Linked DNA regions of Homo sapiens: region 2 is linked to region 1. A link is a loop called in an ENCODE intact Hi-C map of the cell type or tissue named here. Cell type or tissue: breast epithelium. All regions are shown on one strand. Each heading gives the region's core, and the rest is flanking DNA. Links, peaks and the distances in the headings are about the cores only. Region 1 overlaps SLC25A43 (solute carrier family 25 member 43). Region 2 holds the start of SLC25A43 (solute carrier family 25 member 43).

Region 1 (11,516 bases), core at 1,199-9,198:
AGTATTCCATTGTACAGATATGCCACTTTTTTTTTTTTTTTTTTTTTTTTTGAGATGGAGTTTCGCTCTTGTTGCCCAGGCTGGAGTGCAACGGCACAATCTTGGCTCACTGTGAACTCTGCCTCCTGGGTTCAAGCGATTCTCCTACCTCAGCTGCCCAAGTAGCTGGGATTACAGGCATGCACCACCATGCCTGGCTAATTTTTGTATTTTTAGTAGAGACAGGGTTTCACCATGTTGGTCAGGCTGGTCTCAAACTCCTGGACCTCAGGTGATCCACCCGCCTTGGCCTCCCAAAGTGCTGGGATTACAGGCATGAGCCACCATGCCTGGCCCACATTTTGTTTATTCATCATTTGATGGACATTGGCTCATTTCCACTTTTTGCCTATTATGAATGACACTGCTATAAACTTTCCTATACAAGTTTCTGTGTGGACGTATGTTTTTATTTCTGGGGTTGTCACCTAGGAGTGGAATTACTGGGTCACATGTTAACTCTATGTTGAACCATTTGAGGACCTGCCCAAGTTTTTTCCCAGAGTGATTATACCATTTTACATTCTCAACAGCGGGATACAAGAGTTCCAGTTCCTCCACATCAGGCACTGCAACCTTGACCTCCTGGGCTCAAGTGACCCTCCCACCTCAGCCTCTCGATTAGCTGGGACCACAGGTGCCTGCCACCACCCCTGGCTAATTTTCAAATTTTTTTGTAGAGACAGGGTCTCCCTATGTTGCCCAATGGGGGTGGTTAGTTACCATTTAAATGCAATTGTATATAAATTTTTTTTGAGATAATGTCTTGCTCTGTTGCCCAACCTGGAGTACAGTGGTGTGATCTTGGCTCACTGCAACCTCCACCTCCCGAGTTCAAGCGATTCTCCTGCCTCAGCCTCCCAGGTAGCTGGGATTACAGGCGCACACCACCATGCCTGGCTAATTTTTGTATTTTTAGTAGAGATGGGGTTTCACCATCTTGGCTGGGCTGGTCTTGAACTCCTGACCTCAAGTGATCCACCAGCCTCGGCCTTCCAAAGTGCTGGGATTACAGGCATGAGCCACTGCATATGGCCCAATTGCATATAAATAATTTAACTCAGAAAAATTTAACTTAGAAATATTTGACATATTTTAATAAATTTTATAAGCTGTGACTAGCTTCTAAACCTGTGCAGGGTAAAATGTACATTATTCAAGTGATGGTTATATGAAGACGAGACCTCCCTACTAAGCAATGTAGTCATATAACAAAATTGTACTTATACCCCTAAATTTACACAAAACACCCCCTGCACATATACATTTTGCTTTATGGATCTCCAACTTTAGTCTGAGTAAGACTAAATAACTTTATGGGAAAAATTACATATCGCATCTATATAATTAAATGTAATTTGATATATATAAAATCAGGCAGCTTGGTATAACAATCAGGATCCCCAGGTGAGCTTATTGAAAATGGAGCAGAGATTCATCTTTGATAAAGATGTATAACTTCTAATTCCAAAGTAAACATAATGAGTACATGAAATTTTATTTCAAGTTTCCTTTTAGAGATGTGAGCAAAAATATTTATTTCAGGATCTAATATGTGGTATTTATCTTCTGATGACTACTATAGCTATATGTGCTTTGCTGTATGTCAAACACACCCCCCTCGTTTCCATCATCCTATTGTAATATTTTATTTATTTATTTATATTTATTTTTGAGATAAGGTTTCACTCTGTCGCCCAGGCTGGAGTGCAGTGGCGTGATCATGGCTCACTGTCACTACATCCTTGACCTCCTGGGCTCAAGTGACCCTCCCACCTCAGCCTCTCGATTAGCTGGGACCACAGGCACCTGCCACCACCTCTGGCTAATTCTTAAATTTTTTTGTAGAGACAGGATCTCCCTATGTTGCCCAAGCTTGTCTTGAACTCTTTGGACTCAAGCAGTCCTCCCACCTTGGCCTCCCAAAGTGCTGAGATTACAGGCATGAGCCACTGTGCCTGGCCCCATTGGAATATTTTAGACAGTTCCTAAGTAACAGCTGTCAAATGGACCTGAATATCATATCAGTTAGTTTGGATATTACTTTTATTTTTGGCTAGCAATGACAACAAAAGGGAGAGATACGAATGACTGAAGAATTTATTTTTGCTTTCTGCTAGTACACGACTTTTCCCGACTTGCCCCAACTTGCCCCGACTTTCCCCGTGTCTATCCCTTCTCCAGTCTCCTATTGTTGTTATACTTGTTTTTTTTCCTCCTCATTGTCTGTGATTAGATTAGAGGCACCTGCATCACAATAGAATGTACTAGGGCTTCAAGTCAGCATGCCTGGTTCAAGTCCCATCTTTTTTTTTTTTTTTTTGAGACAGAGTCTTGCTCTGTTGCCCAGGCTGGAGTGCAGTGGTGTGATCTCAACTCACGGCAACCTCCGCCTCCCGGGCTGAAGCAATTCTCCTGCCTCACCCTCCCAAGTATCTGGGATTACATGTGCCCGCCACCACACCCAGGTAATTTTTGTATTTTTGTAGAGATGGGGTTTCACTATGTTGGCCAGGCTGGTCTCAAACTCCTGACCTCAAGAGATTCACCCACCTCGGCCTCCCAAAGTGCGGGGATTATAGGCATGAGTCACCATGCCCGGCCTCACGTCCCTTGAGGCCTTTCTTTGGCCACCATCCTGAGTGTCAGTTTTTGTTGCTTCCAACTCCCCCAGAAGTTTCTTCCCATCCACTCCTTTGCTGCTCTTACTCAGTCCCTTGCCATCTATCTGCTGATGACACCCAAATTCCTATCTCCAGTCATCACTCTTCCCCACACTCTAGACTTGTCCCTATTATCCTGAAATAATTATCAATAAAGTTCTGATATACTAGTTTCCTATGGCTGCTATAACAAATTACCACAAATGCATTGGCTTAAACAACACAAATTTATTAGCTTGTAGTTCTGTAGTCACAAGTCTGACGTGGGTCTCACTGGGCCAAAATCGAAGTGTCGGCAGGCCTGCATGCCTCTCTGGAGGCTCCAGAGGTGAATTGGTTAGCTTGCTTATTCAGGTTCTTGGCTGAGTTCAGTTCATTGTGACTGTAGGGCTGAAGTCCTTTGTTTCCTTGCTGGCTGTCAGCTGAGGGTCATGCTCAGCTTCTAGAGGCCATACCCATTTCTTGGCACCTGGAAACCTTTGTCTTCAAAGCCAGCAGTGGCGAGTCCAGTTCTTCTCAGGCCTCATTTCTCCTGCCTCTTCTTCCATCCTTGCATCTCCCTGACCCATTCTTCTGTCTTCCTCTTCCACTTGTGATTTTTTTTTTTTCTTTTTTTTGAGACAAAGTCTCACTCTGTCACCCAGGCTGGATTGTAGTGGTGTGATCTTGGCTCACTGCAACCTCCACCTCCCAGGTTCAAGCGATGCTCCTGCCTCAGCCTCCTGAGTAGCTGGAATTACAGGTGTGTGCCACCACACCCGGCTAATTTTTGTATTTTTAGTAGAGGTGGGGTTTCACCATGTTGGCCAGGCTGGTCTCAAACCCCTGACCTCAAATGATCCACCCGCCTTGGCCGCCCAAAGTGCTGGGATTATAGCCGTGAGCCACCGTGCCTGGCCCCACTTGTGATTTTAAGGATTGTGATTAGGGGCCCACCCAATGAATCCAGGAGAATCCCTCCATCTCAATGTCTGTAACAGTAATCACATCTGCAAAGTCTCTTTTGTCATGAAAGGTAACATACTCACAGGTTCTGGGGGTTAAGGTGTGGACATCTTTGGTGAGGGCCATTATTCTGCTTACCACGACTGGTTTGGACAATTACACAGACAGCATGTGCTCCAGCCCACTGTCTACTTCTCTACTTGCATGTCTCATGGGCATTTTGAATTTAACATGTCCAAAACAGAACTTTGAATTCCTCCCCACCAAAACTCTGTCCCTCCTCAGTCTTCCTCACATCAGCAAATGGCAAGATCATCTACCTGTTCTCAAGTCAAAAGGCAAAAACCAGCCAGGCTCGGTGGCTCACATCTGTAATCCCAGCACTTTGGGAGGCCGAGGCAGGCCTTGATCACTTGAGCTCAGGAGTTCGAGACCAGCCTGGGCAACATGGTGAAATCCCATGTCCACAAAAAATACAAAAATTAGCTGGGCGTGGTGGTGCATGCCTATAATCCCAGCTACTTGGGAGGCTGAGGTGGGAGGATTGCTTGAACCTGGGAGGCGGAAGTTGCAGTGAGCCGAGATTGCGCCACTGCGCCACTGCACTCCAGCCTGGGGGAGCAGAGTGATATCCTGTCTCAGAAAAACAAAAACCAAAAACCTAGGTGCCACCCTTGACTCCTTTCTTTAACTCCCTATATTCAATCCTTCAGCAAATCATGCTGAGTCCACCTTCAAAATACATCTTGAACTCATTCATTCCTCTCCATCTTTATTGCCACCATTCTAGTCCAAGCCATCCTTTCTTGCTTGGACTTCCGAAATCGCTTCTTAACTGGTCTTCTCACTCACAGCCTTGCTTCCCTCCAATCCATTCTCCACACAGCAACTGAGTAATCTTATAAAAATCAAAGTCAGATTATATCGCTTTTCTGCTTAAAAACCTTCAATGCCTCCCCACAGCATTTAGAATAAAATTTAACTTCTTGTTCTGGCCCACATGGCCACATAAGACCTGGCTGTCTCTCTCCAATCTCATCTCATCCCACTCTCTCACCACACTCTGGCTACCCTCGCCTCCTTTCTGTTCACCAAGGCTTTCCCACTGCCACACTTCTGTGCTTGTTCTTCCCTCTGCCAGGAATGCTCTTCTCCCTCGTTCTTTCTCTCCTTTCTTTCTTTCTCTTCTTTCCAGGAATGCTCTTCTCCCTCGTTCTTTCTCTCCTTTCTTTCTCTTCTTTCTTTCTTTCTTTCTTTCTTTCCTTCCTTTCTTTCTTTCTTTCTTTCTTTCTTTCTTTCTTTCTTTCTTTCTTTCTTTCTTTCTTTCTTCCTTTTTCTTTCTTTCTTTCTTTCTTTCTTTCTTTCTTTCTTTCTTTCTTTCTTTCTCTTTTCCTTTCTTTCCTTTTTTTTCTTTCTTTCCTTTCTTTCCTTTCTTTCTCTCTCTCTCTTTCTTTCCTTTCTGTCCTTTCTTTCTTTTTTTTGACGGAGTCTCGCTCTGTCACCCAGGCTGGAGTGCAGTGGTGCAATCTCGGCTCACTGCAACCTCCGCCTCCCGGGTTCAAGGGATTCTCCTGCCTCAGCCTCCTGAGTAGCTGGGATTACAGGTGTGTGCTACCAGGCCCAGCTAATTTTTGCGTTTTTAGTAGAGACGGGGTTTCACCATGTTGGCCAGGCTGGTGTCAAATTTCTGACCAAGTGATCCGCCTGCCTTGGCCTCCCAAAGTGCTGGGATTACAGGCGTGAGCCACCGCGCCCAGCCCTTCTTTTTTTCTTTTTTTTTTTAGGGCAAGTCAAGTGAAGCAGTGGGAGTGGGAAGGAACAAAGAAATCTGTAGCTGATTGTGGTCAATTACTTGTAAACACCACTGCACTTTGACCAGCCCTCCCTGGTTCTTTGCATAGTTGGCTCATTCTCATCCTTCTGGTCTCATCTCAAATGTCACCTGTCAGAGTGGCCTTCTCTGGCTCCCTGATTTAAAATATTCCCCTGTGACTTCAGCCGGGGAGACAGAGGTTGCAGTAAGCTGAAATCGCGCCACTGCACTCCAGCCTAGGCGACAGAGCGAGACCTTGTCTCAAAACAAAAACCAAAAATAAAATATTCCCCTTACCTCCACATAATTCTCTAATAAAGCACCCTCTATATAAGCACCTTCATAACATCACAGTCCATGATTACCTAAATTATTTATTAGTTTACTTGTTTATTGACTGCCACTCTCACTAGAGTGTAAGCTCCTTGAAGGCAAGGACCTTATCTGCCTTTTGTGCCACTGTGTCTGTAGTGCCTAGCAGTTATTGAATAAATGCACAAAGCCACTTTTCTTGCTCTGACCCACTTTTGCTTGCTTCCATCTCTGTGATGCTGCAATGCCCTGCCTTTAACCTGCAATGCCTTCCTATTCGTGACCAATACATATCCCTTAACTTCTTTCAAAACTTAGTTCAAGACTCATGGCTGGGTGCGGTGGGTCATGCCTGTAATCCCAGCACTTTGGGAGGCTGAGGCAGGTGGATCACCTGAGGTCACGAGTTCAAGACCAGCCTGGCCAACATGGTGAAACCCCGTCTCTACCAAGAAAATACAAACATTAGCTGGGCATGGTGGCAGGCGCCTGTAGTCCCAGCCACTCAGGAGGCTGAGGCACGAGAATCACTTGAACCAGGAGGTGGAGGTTGCAGTAAGCCAAGATTGCATCTCTGCACTCCAGGCTGGGCAACAGAACGAGACTCTGTTTCAAAAAAAAAAAAAAAAAAAGACTCACAACCTCCCCAAATCCCTGTTGATCACTAGTCTCTCTCCCATGTGATGATCCCTTTAGTTTTTTATTCACTAAGTTTGTATAGAGCTTCTTGGCAATCTTATGAACAGTTCATACTACATTATCATGCCTTTGCTTGTATTTGCTTTGTAATCATAGTCATTTCATATATGTAGGTATGATTTGTTCCTCAAGACCATAAATTCCTCCTGAGTCAACATTGCATCACACATCTTTATAATCCTTCTCAAGTACTTAGTCCAGTGTGGTGCTCACTGTCAGCCATAAAGCAGAAAGGCAGAACTCTCTCTTCATAATCCAAAGAAAATGAAATTAGCTGGAAGTTTATTTTAGAAACAGAACAAGAGTTTTAGAGTTCTTCTGAAATTAGAAAAATCAGGCGTATTATTTTCCCCACTTAATTTAATGAAGAAAAAATCAAAACTGCAGCTCAGAAAACATTTCTGTGCATGACAACTGCAAGAGTTTAGCTATCTATTTAATAATACTTGTGGAAGGGCAGGGTGTGGTGGCTCACACCTGTAATCCCAGCACTTTGGGAGGCAGAGGTGGGCAGATCACCTAAGGTCAGGAGTTCGAGACCAGCCTGGCCAACATGGTGAAACCCTGTCTCTACTACAAATACAAAAATTAGCCAGGCATGGTGGCAGGCGCCTGTAATCCCAGCTACTCGGGAGGCTGAAGCTGGAGAACTGCTCGAACCCGGGAGGAGGTTCCAGTGAGCTGAGATCACGCCATTGGACTCCAGCCTGGGTGACAATTTTTTTTTTCAAATTAAAAAAAAAATTACTTGTGGAAGAATACACAAGATATTATCATGAAATAATGTGAGGTTAGGATTTTATAGTTAAAAAAGTAAAAAATATTTTTGCAGCTTTCAGAACTGTTTGAAAAGTTGTCTGTTTCAAGGAAAATAAAGAGTAATAAACATGAACTATTCACTTTGGGTAAAGAATCTGCCACCCTCCAAACTCTAACAGATTGAGCTACAGATGAGATTTCCATGTGTGTGTGTGTTAACTGCCATTCTCCATAAAACAGAATGCCGCAGCAGTTGGAAAAGTGAATTATTTTGGTATACTTAAATAGGATAAGGCTTTGAGAGTTTACAGATTTGGCCAATATGTATTTAACCATAGTTTTATAACTCAGACTAGCAATAAATGACCAACACATCATTTTTTCTTTGGAAAATAAATTTAATCGGAAAAAATACTTGCAACATACCGAAAATCTCTCTCTATGTATGAGTGTATGTGTGTGTATAAATTAACAATTTTATGTTAGATATTAATGCATTTTTAAATGCATAGATAGGTGCTATTTGACAAGTATAGTTATATAAACTTTACATAGAATCTCTAAAGTGGAACAATCCTGAGATTTGATTTTTAGAAAGTTTGATACAGATGATTAGGTTAAAGTGTTTATAGTCAGTTACATTTTTTTGAGTATGTGTGTCAAATGTTCCATTTGATCCTTTCTAGGCAACTGGGACATCTTTGAGAATAACTTGACTAAATAACTTATTTTCAGAGTAGGCTTGCAAAGCAAGTTAAAAAGGCAGAGAATTTAGGCCACTGAACTGTACATGACTTCAATCAGAAGGTCTTTGGGGGGATAATTAAGCAGTCATGGTATAAACTGTCTTTCTGAAACACAAGATTTTAAGCCTGGGATGCTTCAAATTTCAAAAAAGAAGGATGATTCTACTACAATGGTGATAGCTTTTAAATGTTCGCTATTTTCATTTAGATTCTGATAAGGCATAATTTACACTGTGGTGTGTGCACTCAGATGTCAGCAAAAATTTGAGTTCAAAAAAGATTGTACTGGGGCAGGGTGCAGCGGCTCACACCTCTAATCCTAGCGCTTTGGGAGGCCAAGGCAGGAGGATTGCATGAGCCCAGGAGTTCAAGACCAGCCTGGGCAACATAGCAAGACCTCCCCAAAAAATTAGCTAGGTGTGGTGGTGTGCACCTATGGTCCCAACTCTCTGGAGGCTGAAGCAGGAGGATGTCTTGAGCCCAGTAGTTAAAGGCTGCAGTGAGCTATGATTGTGTCATTGTACTCCAGTCTGGGTGACAGAGCAAGACCCTGTCTCTAAAAACAAAACAAAACAACAGATTGTATTGGAAAGTCTCAGGTCAAACTGAGTGAAACTAGGCTGACGTTGGTTTGTGCAAGCTTTGCATTGACTACAAGTGACCCAGTGGCTGACCTCACAACGTGGTATCCACTCAGCCACTTCAATTACCTGTTGCTTTGAGATGTCATGGCAATGCCCTTTCTTTGGTGTCATGTTTCTATTCAGAGCGTAAATTGTACATTTTATCACTGCTAGACTCTGGTTATAAAATCTCGTGGAATGCCATCATGATACACTCTTGTTGGGAAACCTTCTCATAGTGCAGGTGTTCACAGGGACATCAGTTTGGAGATCTGAGGTGGTGCATGGCCAAACCATCTCATTTCCCAGAGCAGCAGATAGCAGTAGCTTCTCATCCCTCCTCAGGTGCACAGTTATGAGGCTACATTTATCTGTGATTGCAACATGCTGTCAGTCAGTGCACTTCTAGTTCCATTCCATTTTATAGAGTTGGTTTTTTAGGCTTCGGTTTTCTCGTTTTGAAGAACTTCTTTAATTCTCGTAATTCCTGGGGCTGCAAACTCTGATCGACTCCTGGGGTCAATTTATAGCTCAGTGGAGACAGAATGTAACCATTTTGATAAAGACAGATTCTCTTGCAGAACTCAAAGGTGCTAAACATAATTCCAAAATATGGAACTATCTGTTAAAACCAAAAATGAAAATCAAGTTAAGTTCTTAAAAAGAAAACATCAATGTGTCTGCAGTCAACTTGGATCAGGGTAAATTATCTTGTAAAGTGAGATAATGGCGGTGGCAATACAAATGGTAACTCTTTTTGGAATCAGGAAAGATGGCAAAAGGAAAGCTGGCTCAGTGTGGGTTGGGAGAGGAATGACAGTGATTGAAGGGCATGACCTGCCTGGGAGGCACTAGATCTGGGTCATATGCACGCAGACTATCTGATACTACCTGTCACTATATGCTGGCCTTGACTGGAATCATTTACATGCCAGCTAGTGCAAGGTTAGTCCAGAGTGCTTAATGTTTTTTGTTTTTGTTTTTTTTTTTTTTTGTCATGGAGTTCTTTGGGAATATGATGCACATATGCATATACACATACATTTTTGCATAGAATTTTAGGATGAGGGGTTAGGTTCCCATTAGGGGCCCATGAACCTCCACATTAAGTATCTCTGCACTAAATGCTCAGCTCCTCTGGAATGGGGTATAAGATACTCCACCACTGCACAGGTTCCCCTCTCTACGGGGCTGACAGACAGTGTGCATTCATGGGCCTTGTGCTACCCATTAGTGCTAGAGGGGGTTTTCCAAGCAAACTGTAGTAGGGGTTGGGGGTGACAAAGGAAGAGGGTAGAATTGGAAGAGGCAGGGGAGCAGCGGAGGCTGGTGGCTCTTCTCACCTTCAGTAAATTGGCTGTCAATCCATTCCAGAGCCCCAGGACCCCCTGGGCCTTCACTATCTGCCGGAAGCAGTCCACTGCTCCTGAGAAATGGACATCTACTCCTCCACTGTGTGGGAGGTAGGGGCTCTGAGCCTGACAGGAAACAGAAGCTGGGATGAGGTGATTGAAACATTAGGAAATAAATGTCCTAGTGGAAGGAGCCAGGGTCTCAAGTCTACATTCTGGATGCTGGGTTCCTGGCCAAGATGATGGCAAAGAATGGCTGCTGTGGGGTTCTTCTTGTTCTGTGGGCTTAGAACAGATATTAACGTGCAATACAATCATGATACCCTGTCCATATATTTGTCGTTTATTTTGCCTGGAAGGAAGCAGACATTTGGGACAGATTCAATTTCATACTTACATTCCCTCCCAACCTGTGCCTTCTGGACATGATAAACATAATCCCATGCCCTTAGCCTTTTTAAAGTATTCTGTTTCCTTGTCTTTACTGGTCCTTCCCCTGTGAAGCTCCCAAGCGGAGGCTGTTCATTTCTCCACCTCACAGATGTGACAGGGTAGGGAGCATTGTGATGGTGGCATTCTTCTCGCTCTCTGTTGCTGTTCCCAAACCCTTCCTCCTTCACTCTCACGACAGAAGCACTTAGCTGGGGCTGATGTCACTGAACCATACTCCTTGGCCTGCTATTATCTACTAATCTGGCCACTCTTCCACGTTCATTGAAGACTGTGATACCTGGTGGCTCACCCTCTCCTAGCCTCGCCGTCATCTTAGGTAACTTTGGCATCTATAAAGACGACCCAGCCCATGACCAGTTTCTGGCCTTCGGCTTCAGTGATCCTCACCTTTATACCATTTTGGCCACCCCGTGGACATCATCACCACCTTCAGAGCCATCCTGACGGAACCCTATTATTACCAAAATGCTCCATCTCTGAAAGGAACGTTTTCTCCTTTAATATTATTATTTTTTTTGCGACAGAGTCTCACACTCTGTTGCCCAGGCTGGTGTGCAGTGGCATGATCTCGGCTCACTGCAGCCTCCACCTCCCGGGTTCAAGCGATTCTCCTGTCACAGCCTCCTGAGTATCTAGGACTACAGGTGCACACCACCACACCTGGCTAATTTTTATATTTTTAGTAGAGATGGGGTTTCACGATGTTGGCCAGGCTGGTCTGAAACTCCTGGCCTCAAGTGATCCACCTGCCTTGGCCTCCCAAAGTGCTAGGATTACAGGCGTGAGCCACTGCACCCAGCCATCCTCTTAGAAAAATAATTTTACGATCAGATGAAATGACTTTTCAATATACCATCTACATATAAAACTGGTACTACCTGTCCACTGTGAAGGGGATGTCCCCTCAGAGCTGGCTTTCAGAAATGGTGTTGAGTTTAGATTAAGCTATACACATACTTTGGTTTGTTTCTGAAATGTTTAGTTGGGGCTATATGGCATTCTGTGGCAATGGAACCAAGATTATCGATGTGGGAGAGGAGGTGTGGTACAACAGTAAGAAGAGCACAACTCTGGAGTTGAGCAGGTTCGTTTCTAGTCCTAGTTTCTTCACT
Region 2 (11,516 bases), core at 1,611-9,610, 57 kb after region 1:
CAGGTGAAAGCATTTAAGGGGTTCTAGGCTAGCTCTTTTGCTTTCAAGTAAACACTCACTGATTAAAAACATCTTCAAGCTGTAGGAGTCTTGACTTCATTTTGTCAACCTACCTTAGCCGCATTAACTGAAACAGTCATTTGAGTTAATCAGCTGCTTTTAAACATACAGGGAAGTAAAGGTGATGTGGTGCTATGATACATACATTGGTTTTCACCCATGGTTCCTGGCTCCTAACTTCCCTAGTCCTTGTTATAATGTTGGGGCACTTTAGGTCTCAGGAAACAGAATCTTTCTCTCTTTGACCTTCTCCTGCCCTCCTTTTACCTGCCCAAGGTAGGACTCTAATCTGATTGTGGGTTAAAAGATCCTCATCCCAGAGAGGGTCCTGCCCCATACCCTAGAGCAAACTTGTCCAACCCACAGCCCACAGGCCGCATGTGGCCCGGGATGGCTTTGAATGTGGCCCAACACCAATTTGCAAACTTTCTTAAAACATTATGAGATTTTTTTGCAATTTTTTTTTTTTTAGCTCATCAGCTATCGTTAGTGTTATTGTATTTTATGTGTGGCCCGACAATTCTTCTTCCAGTGTGACCCAGGGAAACCAAAAGATTGGACACCTCTGCCCTAGAGAAAGGAACGCTGCATAGAGGCCAAGAAAAGTCTGAACAGACAGGCCTTGCTGGGTTTAGATCATGTGCTTTTCATCCAGTCACATTTCTACATGGTTGTCAATCATGCCTCTGTAACAAATCTTCCATAAAAACCCGAGAGGACAGGGTTTGGGAACCTTCTGGATGGCTGAACATGTGGAGGTTCCTGAAGGGTGGCGTGCCCAGGGAGGGCATGGAAGCTCCACACCCCCTGCCCCTTACCTCACCCTGCCCATCTCTTCTCTGTATCCTTTGTGGTATCCTCTGTAGTTAACTGGTAAACATTAACTATTTCCCTGAGTTCTGTGAGCCGCACTAGCAAATTAATCGAACCCAAAGAGGGGGTCGTGGGAACCCCAACTTGAAGCTGGTTGGTCAGAAGTTCTGGAGGCCTGGCTAGGCATGGCGTCTCATGCCTGTAATCCCAGCACTTTGGGAGGCCGAGGCAGGCAGATCACTTGAGGTCAGGAGTTCGAGACCAGCCTGGCCAACATGGCAAAACCTTCTCTTTAGTAAAAAAATTACAAAAATTAGCTGGGCATGGTGGCGGGCGCCTGTAATCCCAGTTACTCAGGAGGCTGAGGCAGCAGAATAGTTTGAATCCGGGAAGCAGAGGTTGCAGTGAGCCGAGATCACGCACTGCACTCCAGCCCGGGTCACAGAGCGAGACTCAGTCTTAAAAAAAAAAAAAAAAAAGTTCTGGAGGCCTGGACTTGTGACTAGTGTCTGGTTGGGGGCCATTCTTGGGGACCAAGCCCTTAACCTGTGGCTTGGTCTGACATTATGTCCAGGTAGACAGTGTCAGAACTGAATCAGAGGACACCTAGTTGGTGTCCATTTATCAGAGTGTGGGGTTCCCCACACTCATTTGGTCACAGAAGTCTTCTGTGTTGAGGGTTGTTGTTGTGGTGTGAGAGCAGAGGAAAAACCAAGTTTGACAGAGGTTTTTCTCAAACAGGTGGCATTCACCAACAGACTATCTGCCTCAGTTGTACTGCCTGCCTGCCCACTTCCTCGTTCCTCCCTCTTCTATACCCTGGCCAGTCAAGTTGGAGGGGGACCTCAGAAAGGACAGGGGAAACAGAGGAAGTAGAAATTTTTGACTGGGGCTGGGCGTGGTGGCTCACGCCTGTAATCCCAGCACTTTGGAAGGCCAAGGCAGGTGGATCACGAGGTCAGGAATTCGAGACCAGCCTGGTCAACATAGTGAAACCCCGTCTCTACTGAAAATACAAAAATTAGCCAGGCATGGTGGCGTGCACCTGTAATCCCAGCTACTCGGAAGGCTGAGGCAGGAGAATCGCTTGAACCCGGGAGGTGGAGGTTGCAGTGAGCCGAGATTGCGTCACTGCACTCCAACTTGGGCGACAGAGCAATACTTCTTCCAAAAAAAAAAAAAGAAATTTTTGACTGGAGGGGCGGTCTGCAGCAAGCTGGAACCACCTAGAAGGTGGAGTTTGAAATGCCCAAAGAAATACCATTCATTCTCCTTGTCCCACTCTTATTCCCCATCCCACTTGGTCACTTCTAGGGCATAGTTAATTCACTACTCATTTATTGAAGGTCTACAATGTATCAGACCCTGTGTTAGTCCTCAGCATAGAGCCTAAGGGAGTTCAACACTTCTGACAAGGAAATGACTGGTAGGGGCAAGCGGAGAGGAAACAGGCCCTTAATTCACTGAATGACTTGATGAACTAGGAAGAGGAGCCGTATTTTATATCAGTTTCTTTTATAGAGTCTCAATATCAAATATACACAATTAAAAAGAAGAACCATAGGAAGTCCTTTTTTCGCAGACTTCTCCCATCTGATACAGAGATAAGTCCTATCAATTGTTCCCCTTAGAATCTCAGAGTCAGGGCAGGCAACCCTGATAATCCGCCAATGATGTCATCTCAGTCCATGCATCTTAAACTTTTGATTTGCTAGGGCGGCACTGTTCCCTTTTCTGTTCTTCCTCCCACCCCCACACATACATGCACAGAAGCTTTTTCCAGTGAGACTGGATACACTGGTGAATTGCAGCAACCCCTTCCTTTCAGCCAGCACAGATACAACACACACCCTGGATATGTGTAATTATAACTGCCAATACTTCAACCTAACAGGTTGGCAGCCAGTGCAGCCAAACATAAGCTCATGAAGTGCTTATTCAATAAAGAAATAGTGTTGGTTATGAACAATTTCAGAGCTGCAGGGACCCAAACTAACGTTTATTAGATAAGATAGACAAGCGGTTGTGAAGTTCCAGGGCGGGGGGGTCTTCTATTTGATACATCTGAAAGCCACCCATTACAATAACCTAGCTCCCAACAGACTACTGAGTGGACTCTTGATCGTCAATCCAACTAAGCAGATATTTCTGCTGTGCAATGGTAGACAGAGACCTGAACTAAGGAGCCAGAAGACTTGGCTTCAAGTTCCAGCTCTTCCATTAATTGCATTTGTGGACAAGTCACTTAACTACCCCATTCCCTGAACATTCTGGATGTTTATGTTTTGTTCAAACCCATGATCACAGGCCCCCAGCCAACTGTTTTGCAAATTCATGGTCAGAAAAGAGTAGAAATGAATCAGTATAATGATGAATCAAGAGTATCATGTTGATGTAGGAAGGATGGCATCGCGATTAATCAAACACTTTGCTTTCCAACTATGCCTTGCCATTCACCAAAATACTTCCTTTTAGTTTTCAGAAAGAAAATAATCCTGTAGGGGAAAAAAAATTCCTAGCAAACCTAGCCCAGGTAAGTCTCTGTTCTCGTTCTCCCAGACATCTCCTCCTCTCTGCTCCCATGGTCACCTATTGCCGGTGCCCTCAGCTGCTATGTGGACTAGTGCAACAGGTTCCTAACTGGCCCTGCTGTCTCCACTCTTCCTCCTCTCTAGTCATCTTACTCTGCCACGATGTGACGATCATTTCCATTGAATTGCTTTAATCACAACACACCTCCCCCCACCCCCCACAAAAACCTCCCACAGCTACCCTTGGATACCAAGTCAAGTCCAAATCCCTTAATCCAACCCTCTAATATCTCATTCCAACCTGCTTTTCTGGTTGGACTTCCTGTTGTGCTGCTTGCCTTCCCACCTCTGTGCATTTGCTGACATCAACTGCAGTATCTTTCTCTCCATCTCTGCCCAGCAGACTCCTCATTCTCCCAATGCCAAACTCAAATTTTTTTCTCCTCTATGAAGTCTTCACATTTTCTCCTCCTCATCGCTCATCAGAAGGGTACATTTCTAGAGCACATTATCCATGACAATCACATGCTACCTTGTGTGTTATGGTCATGGACATATTAGTCTTACTCTTCTATTACTCTGTAAGCTCCTGGGGCACAGGGACCATGCCCCTTCCATCCTGGCATTGTCCTCAGCATCGTGCACACAGTGGGGACTTAATGTAGCCTGACTAAATTAGTGTCAAATGGATGCAGGGAGGCAGCATGATGTAACAGAAAGACTATGAGATTTGGAGTCAGAAGGCCAGGTAGTGGAGCTCAGCTCGGTCACTGACAAGAGGTGTCATCACTCTGAGCCCAATTCTGCATCTGTAAAACAGGCACAATGCTTCCTGTCCTATGGACCTTACAGGGCAGGAGGCAGGAGCTTAAAAAATCTAATGTGCATATACTAGGTGCTTAGCAGAAGAGCCACAATACTTAAACCAGCCTTTGAAGTTCTGCCCCCCACCCCTCTGGACATATTTTATCCCATCCAAAGGAAGATTTCCACACTACTTTGTAGAGAAGAGGGTGAAGTGGGGGAGAAACTGAGTCATTAAGACTCAGAGGAGAACTGTTTACAGACTGCAGGCCAGATGTTGATGAGGGCAAGCAGAGGTGGGGAGGAAAAAGGGCCTTAACTAAATGTCATGGTCCCACCCATGAGTCCCTCTGCAGAGGAAGAGAAGGGAACTCTATTTCCAGGCAGAGGCAAAATGAGTACTGGCCTAGAGGCCTAGGTAATAAGGATGATTCCGTTCGGCTTGTCGGCTGCCAGGTGAGCCTTCCACCTCTGGCCTCCCAGGTGAGTGACAGTGTCAAGGCAAAATCCTTTGACTATTAGCCGCCAAGACTAAACTATGCGGTCAAGACCGACTCTCCCAAATGTGGGCTGTTTGTCTAATTCAGAGCCAAGGCGATATCAAAGATGCCACTGTGCCCACTGAATGAGGAACACAGGGACCGTCCCCCCAATACAGAAACATCTCTGCTTCCTGAAATGCCATCACTACCAATTCATTCTTTCAGGCTTGGTTTCCAGTTCAAATGCAGGTACCTCTGAGCTCGGTGGAAGCTTTAAGGCTGCATTTACACCTTTAGATCTTTTCCTAAGGAGCAGCTGTTGATGTGGGAGAAGGTGGAAAAGGCCCAAATAAATGAGGCCAGTGGGGTGAAGCGGTAGGCTGAGGGGGCCGTTCTCAGCTTGGGGAGGGGAAGCTGCAGCCTCTGTCGGAGCCTGAAGTCAAGCTTCATTTAAGTTGGGGAGATGTGTGGGCAAAAATCTGCGGCCTTTTCGTATCGATGGATCGGGTCCTTTCCCCACACCAAGCACTTTCTTCTCGGGGCTTGGGTCACACAGACAAAAACACCTTTAAAAGGGTCTCTCTCTTCCTAAGCCAGCCTAAGCAAAAGTTTCCAAATTGGAGGACGGTGGAAATGGTTAGGACTCATCTCTCTGGAGAGCTTTTCATTCCTTTCCTCCAAATCCTTTGCTGCATTCCACCTCCTCGCCCGGTCCAATCCGGAAAGCCTCTCGGACCAGGGCTGCGGACCACAAAACTGCATCTTGCAGGGCGGTAACCCCAAGAGAACGTGAAAAGCATTGGGGCTGCACTCTGGGGGCCATAGAGGTGGCCCACCGCCCCGAGGGGTCCCCAGGTGATCGACAAGGGGGCCGTCCCTACTCCAGGGCCCCGAGTCCAGGCAGCAGGGCGGCGTCGGGCCGCGGCTCCCCCACCCCACCCCCGTCCGGTCTCCCGGTTCCCCGGCCCCGCCCGGCTCTTACTTGCGGTAGGCGGCGAGCTGCACGGCGCTGCAGGGGAAGAGGCGCAGGCACGCCACCGCGTTCCCCTTCCACAGGGCCCGGAGCCCCTCTGCCCGCCACACCCGGTGCCCTGTGGCCCACGGTCCCCGGGCGTGGCCTCGCACGACGCCAACCTGGGCCAGCACGGTGGCGAGCTCCAGGGGCGCGGTGAGGCTGAGGCTGAGCGTCCCCGCCAGCCCAGCGCACAGCAGCCTTTGGCCGCCTGTCAGTCGGCCGTCCCGCCTCCACGTAGCCATCGAGCCCCGACCCGGGCCCGGAAGACCGCGTGGCTCGGGCCTGGGGCTCTCCGGCCACGGGCGGAGGTGGCGGGCCCCAGGCCCCGCCCGGCATGGGGCGGGCCCGCGTGAGGGACGGGAAGCCCCGTCTACGCCCTAGCCTGGCCCGAGGCTGGTCGGGGGTGGGGCGCGAGGGCCTGGAGGGTCCGGGGTCCGAGGCCGCGGATATCATGGGCATAGTCTCCCCAGTTGGCAAGGCTCGAGTAGCGACTTTCAGTTGCGAAACAGTTACTGTTCTCTCAAGGCCCAGCCTGCTAGACATCTTGCTTCCTAAATGTTCAGTGCGCCCCCGCCGCCCCTCCCTGCCTCTCCTCTGGTTTGCCCCTTTTCTCCCTTTCACGTGCCACTTCTCTGTCTTCCTCCCCTGGCGCTTCCCTCCTCCTCCTCTTGCCTCCAACCCATTTTTTTTTCCTGCCTAACCAAAAAGCCTTGATGGTTTCCCAGTGCAGAAGGTAAAAAATTCTAACAACCACAGTTGCTATCTCTCAGGCACTTGTCAAGTACTGGGCTTTACAGACGTTCTCATGTAATCCTCAAAACGGCCCTAAGTACGTATGTCCTCATTGACAGAGGCTGTGTGGGTGTGGGGACTTGAATCTGGACTCTTGAACCTGTGTAAGATTCTTGGCTCTGCAGCTTACCAGCTGTGGGACCTTGGGGAAGTCACTCAACCTCTCTGTGTGTCAGTTGCTTTATAAAACAGAGATTATAATTTTTTCCTCCTAGGGGTTGTTGTAAGGATTAATGAACAATGACTGGTATGGGTAAGCAGTTTATATGTGTTAGTTCTGATTAGGTATTCATTTACAGGAGAGGAAACCAAGACACAGAGAGGACTTGCTCAGGCTCACACAGCTACCTACAAAGCAGAGACCGGTTTGAAATCTAGGGCGGTTTATGTCAGTTTCCACTAACGGCTACACTATATGTCTACTAGGACTGCAGAGTTAACTCCAGTAGGGACATTTTCAGTGGTTCTGTAAGCTAAGAGAACAATAGAGGCAAAGAATGGCTAAGAGAGGCTTGGCCAGAATCCGAGGATTCTTTAATCAGTTCAAAAATTTCAGAATTTCAGAATTTCTTTCTGTCTCTTTTTTTTCTAAAAAAGCCATGTCACTAATAATTACAAGGAAAGGAACTGTCAGCAGTCTGTTGGTGTGAGCAAGATGTTCCGGGTACATAGTTGTTTTTAGGCTTGTATAGTTATTTACATTTACTAACACACAATGCTATAGGAACGTTTTCTAAAAGGCATTGCAGGGTTTCTCCTTTTTTATTTTTCACTGTCAATCTCACTTGAGTATGACATTACAAGGTTTTGACTGTGAGAACTTGTTCTAGTTGCAGAAGCCATACTCTGCTCTCAACAATTGGGGAATGCTTATTTTCATGTTTTGTGAATTCTTCTGTCTTGTTGTAAGCTAATTTGATGGCTGGGGGAAGCTTGAGAAAGATGTATGACTCTGAAGACCGGAGGACCCCGACTTTAAAAGGGCTTGAATTGGAATTTGGGGATTACAATAAGGAAACCTTCGGGTACTGGTACTTCCTAAAGCCCTTTGTTGGATAACGGGACAAGATTCTAAAGCTCTTTCAGGAAGTTCGTGGGTCTGGAACATTTCATGTGATAACCCCATTGTATGGAGATTGGGTCAGCCAAGTTATGTTTTTTTTTTTTTTGAGACAGAGTCTCGCTCTGTCGCCCAGGGTGAAGTGCAGTGGCATGGTCTTGGCTCACTGTAACCTCTGCCTCCTAGGTTCAAGCGATTCTCCTGCCTCAGCCTCCTAAGTAGCTGGGACTACAGGCATGTGCCACCATACCCAACTAATTTTTTTGTATTTTCAGTAGAGATGGGGTTCGCCATGTTGGCCAGGCTGGTCTCGAATTCCTGACCTCAGATGATCCACCTGCCTCGGCCTCCCAAAGTGCCGAAATTACAGGCATGAGCCACCGCGCCTGGCCTATTTTAACCTTGAAAGTAAAATGTATGGCCGGGCGCGGTGGCTCACGCCTATAATCCCAGCACTTTGGGAGGCTGAGGCGGGCGGATCACGAGGTCAGGAGATCGAGACCATCCTGGCTAACACGGTGAAACCCCGTCTCTACTGAAAATACAAAAAATTAGCCGGGCGAGGTGGCGGGCGCCTGTAGTCCCACCTACTTGGGAGGCTGAGGCAGGAGAATGGCGTGAACCCTGGAGGGCGGAGCCTGCAGTGAGCCGAGATCACGCCACTGCACTCCAGCCTGGGTGACAGCGAGACTCCGTCTCAAAAAAAAAGAAAGTAAAATGTATATTTTTCACTGCAGGTACACTGAAGCATAAAATGAATAACACCAAACTATATATTGGATGCCTTCTGTCTTTTCATGATCATGTGCTAACCAGGTGTTCATATTTTACTCAGCCAGAGTCTCATTCATCTGCTTAGCATTGGGCACCTTATGTATATTCATCCTAAACATAAATAAATCTCCGAGGATATCCTGTATTTGGATTGTGACTTGTATACTCAAGCCAACCTTATTGCCTCTTTTTCACACTTGTTGAAAAGTCTGTGGAGAGCATAGTAGGTTAACAAGCTCCAACTTTGGAAAATGTACATGATGTGAAATTGGGGTGCTATGCTAAAAATAAATGTATGATAACTAAAAAGGAAGAGGCAGTGAGTAAAAAAAAAAATCTTAGAAGTTATGTTGCAATATAAGGAGAAAGGTGGCCAGCTGAGAGTTAAGCCCTAGGCAGCCTCTCGTTGCCCCAGTCAGGGCTTGGGAGATGCTAACAGTTTTTTAAATTCTCCAGCTTTCATTTTTCAGTTTATCTTCTCACCAACTGAAATCTCTCAGTACATTACTTTAGTTTAACTTGCTAGTATTTCTTAGAATATAATTTATCTTGTTATATTTATACTAATGTTGATTGATTCCTGCTCTCCTAATTTTCTTTTATTTTTTACTTTTTGGGAAATTTGTAAATTATAAAGTAGTTTATACCTGTTGTAACAAGACAAATAGTCCAGAAGTGTATTAAAGAAAGTTAAGTTCCCCTGCCCATGCCCTGAGGTAACCACGGTTAAGAGCTTGGTGCGTGTGTGAATGTTTTTCCTCATATTTTTTTTTCATGCTCAGACCAATAAATATTTATATGGGGTTGCTTTCTCCTCCTTTCCGCTCTTCCCTCCTTCTTACCTTCCTTCTTTCCTTCCTTTGAAACAGAAAAGAAATAATTCCTCTGGAAGGATACCCAAAAAACTGATAATCAGGTTATCTTTGGGGAAGGAAACCTGGAGACTTGGGAACAGAGGTGGAAGGGAGATTGAGTTTTGACTGTGTGCCCTTTTATTTTCTTTTATTATTTATTGATTTATTTAGTTAGTTTTGAGACAGAGTCTCGCTCTGTTGCCCAGGCTGGAGTACAGTGGCACGATCTCAGCTCACTGCAACCTCTGCCTCCCAGGTTCAAGCAATTCTCATGCCTCCCCAGTAGCTGGGACTACAAGCAGCCACCACCTCACCAATCTAATTTTTTTTTTTTTTTTTTTTTGAGACGGAGTCTTGCTCTGTCACCCAGGCTGGAGTGCAGTGGCGCAATCTTGGCTCACTGCAAGCTCCGCCTCACAGGTTCATGCCATTGTCCTGCCTCAGCCTTCAGAGTAGCTGGGACTACAGACGCCCGCCACCGCACCTGGCTAATTTTTTTGCATTTTTAGTAAAGACGGGGTTTCACCGTGTTAGCCAGGAGGGTCTCTATCTCCCGACCTCGTGATCCACCTGCCTTGGCCTCCCAAAGTGCTGGGATTACAGGCATGAGCCACCGTGCCCGGCCCTAATTTTTGTATTTTTAGTACAGACGGAATTTCACCATGTTGGCCAGGCTGGTCTCAAACTACTGACCTCAAGTGATCTGCCCCCTTTGGCCTCCCAAGGTGCCAGGATTACAGGCGTGAGCCACCGCACCCAACCCTGTGTGCCTTTTTATACTGTTTACCTTTTTCTCCTGTTTTTTTTTTTTGTTGTTGTTTTGTTTTGTTTTGCCGTGGCCATGTATCATCAATTTAAAAAATTCTCTTCTCCATCAATTTTCTCTGAAGGTGCAGTGTTTTCTGTGACATTGCCTTGCCATTGGTGAGATTTTTTTCCTTTTAATGACACATCTTTATTTCCTTGGCAACTTTTTTTTTTTTTTTTTTTTTTTTTTTTTAGATGGAGTCTCACTCTGTTGTGCAGGCTGGAGTGCAGTGGCGCGATCTCGGTTTACTGCAACCTCTGCCTCCTGAGTTCCAGCGATTCTCCTGCCTCAGCCTCCTGAGTAGCTGGGGTTATAGGCGCCCACCACCACACCCGGCAAATGGCTAATTTTTGTATTTTTAGTAGAGATGGGTTTTCACCATGTTGGCCAGGCTGGTCTTGAACTCCTGACCTCAGGTGATCCACCCGCCTGGGCCTTCCAAAGTGCTGGCATGAGCCGCTGCAGCTGGCCGGCAACTTTTTTTTTTTTTTAATGTTAAACAACTCTTGATGAAGTTCTGAAAGAAACAAACAAGATACAACCTTCCTTCTATTTACATGGTACTTGCGATCCTGGAAAATGCCATGTACAAAAACACTGTGCAAAAAATGTTTTGTCTTTAGCAGTAAAGCAAAGTTAAGTTCTTGACACAGATAATTGTAAACAGGTTTTCCACCTACATGAATGTCTGATGGGATCTTTGAGAGCCATGAAGGATGCAGGACTGTCTTACGCATTGCAGATGTGCAGCTTCCCTGGCCTTTCTCCAGTAAATGCCAGCAGAATACCCCAATCACTGTGGTACTCTTCCCCGCAAATTTCCAAAATGCTTCCTAGGAGGTGGTGCTATTCTTGTTGAGAACCACTGCTCTAGCTGCTTCCTCTGATTGGAATGTTCTTTCCCCAGTTTGCAGAGTTGATTTCTTTTTGTCGTTCAGAGCTCAACTTAAATGTTACCTCCTCGGCCGGTTGCGGTGGCTCATGCCTGTAATCCCAGCACTTTGGGAGGCCGCGGCGGGCGGATCACGAGGTCAGATCGAGACCATCCTGGCTAACACGGTGAAACCCCGCCTCTACTAAAAACACAAAAAATTAGCCGGGCATGGTGGCGGGCGCCTGTAGTCCCAGCAACACGGGAGGCTGAGGCAGGAGAATGGCGTGAACCTGGGAGGCGGAGCTTGCAGTGAGCCGAGATCGTGCCACTGCACTCCAGCCTGGGTGACAGAGCAAGATTCCGTCTCAAAAAAAAAAAAATGTTACCTCCTGTCAGAGGGCTTTGCCTGACTGCCCCATCTACAGGGCCCTCATTCACTCTACCACATTGCCCCATTTCAATTCTCTGTATAGCATTTATCCCTGTCTGCTGTTTTTCTTTCCTGTCATTTTATTGTCTGTTTCCACCTACCAGAATGTAAGATCCATGAGGGAAGGGATCTTGTCTCTTGTTCACAGCAGTGTCCTTGTTACCTGCAATGGTGGCTGGCACATTAGTGCCCAGCAATCATTAGTTAGATGAAAGGAAG

What was found. A loop is a pair of places that touch in the nucleus more often than their neighbours do. Peaks named below come from ENCODE experiments on the same cell type or tissue, not always from the same donor. Only the 100,000 strongest peaks of a DNase experiment are listed, where the experiment ranks them.
Region 2: a loop joins it to region 1, with 12 times the contacts of the local background. A loop is called at or near these places in 18 of 110 quality-filtered maps.

The regions. Positions count from the first base shown.
Region 1 is chrX:119,450,570-119,462,085 of GRCh38, reverse strand. It overlaps SLC25A43 (solute carrier family 25 member 43), which reads right to left. Exons shown (of 5, transcript NM_145305.3): 4 at 9,943-10,077; 5 at 7,608-9,221. The coding sequence ends at 9,021. It also overlaps the pseudogene RNY3P16. Among named protein-coding and RNA genes, the nearest start is that of SLC25A5, 12 kb to the left of the region's middle. RefSeq lists a silencer at 5,426-5,720. In breast epithelium, for the core only: no CTCF peak of the experiment used is centred there; no DNase peak of the experiment used is centred there.
Region 2 is chrX:119,393,835-119,405,350 of GRCh38, reverse strand. SLC25A43 (solute carrier family 25 member 43) reads right to left here and starts at 6,015. Exons shown (of 5, transcript NM_145305.3): 1 at 5,673-6,015. The coding sequence starts at 5,947. RefSeq lists a silencer at 5,492-6,151. In breast epithelium, for the core only: no CTCF peak of the experiment used is centred there; a DNase peak (open chromatin) is centred at 6,213; H3K4me3 peaks cover 2,485 bases; H3K27ac peaks cover 3,191 bases; H3K27me3 peaks cover 408 bases.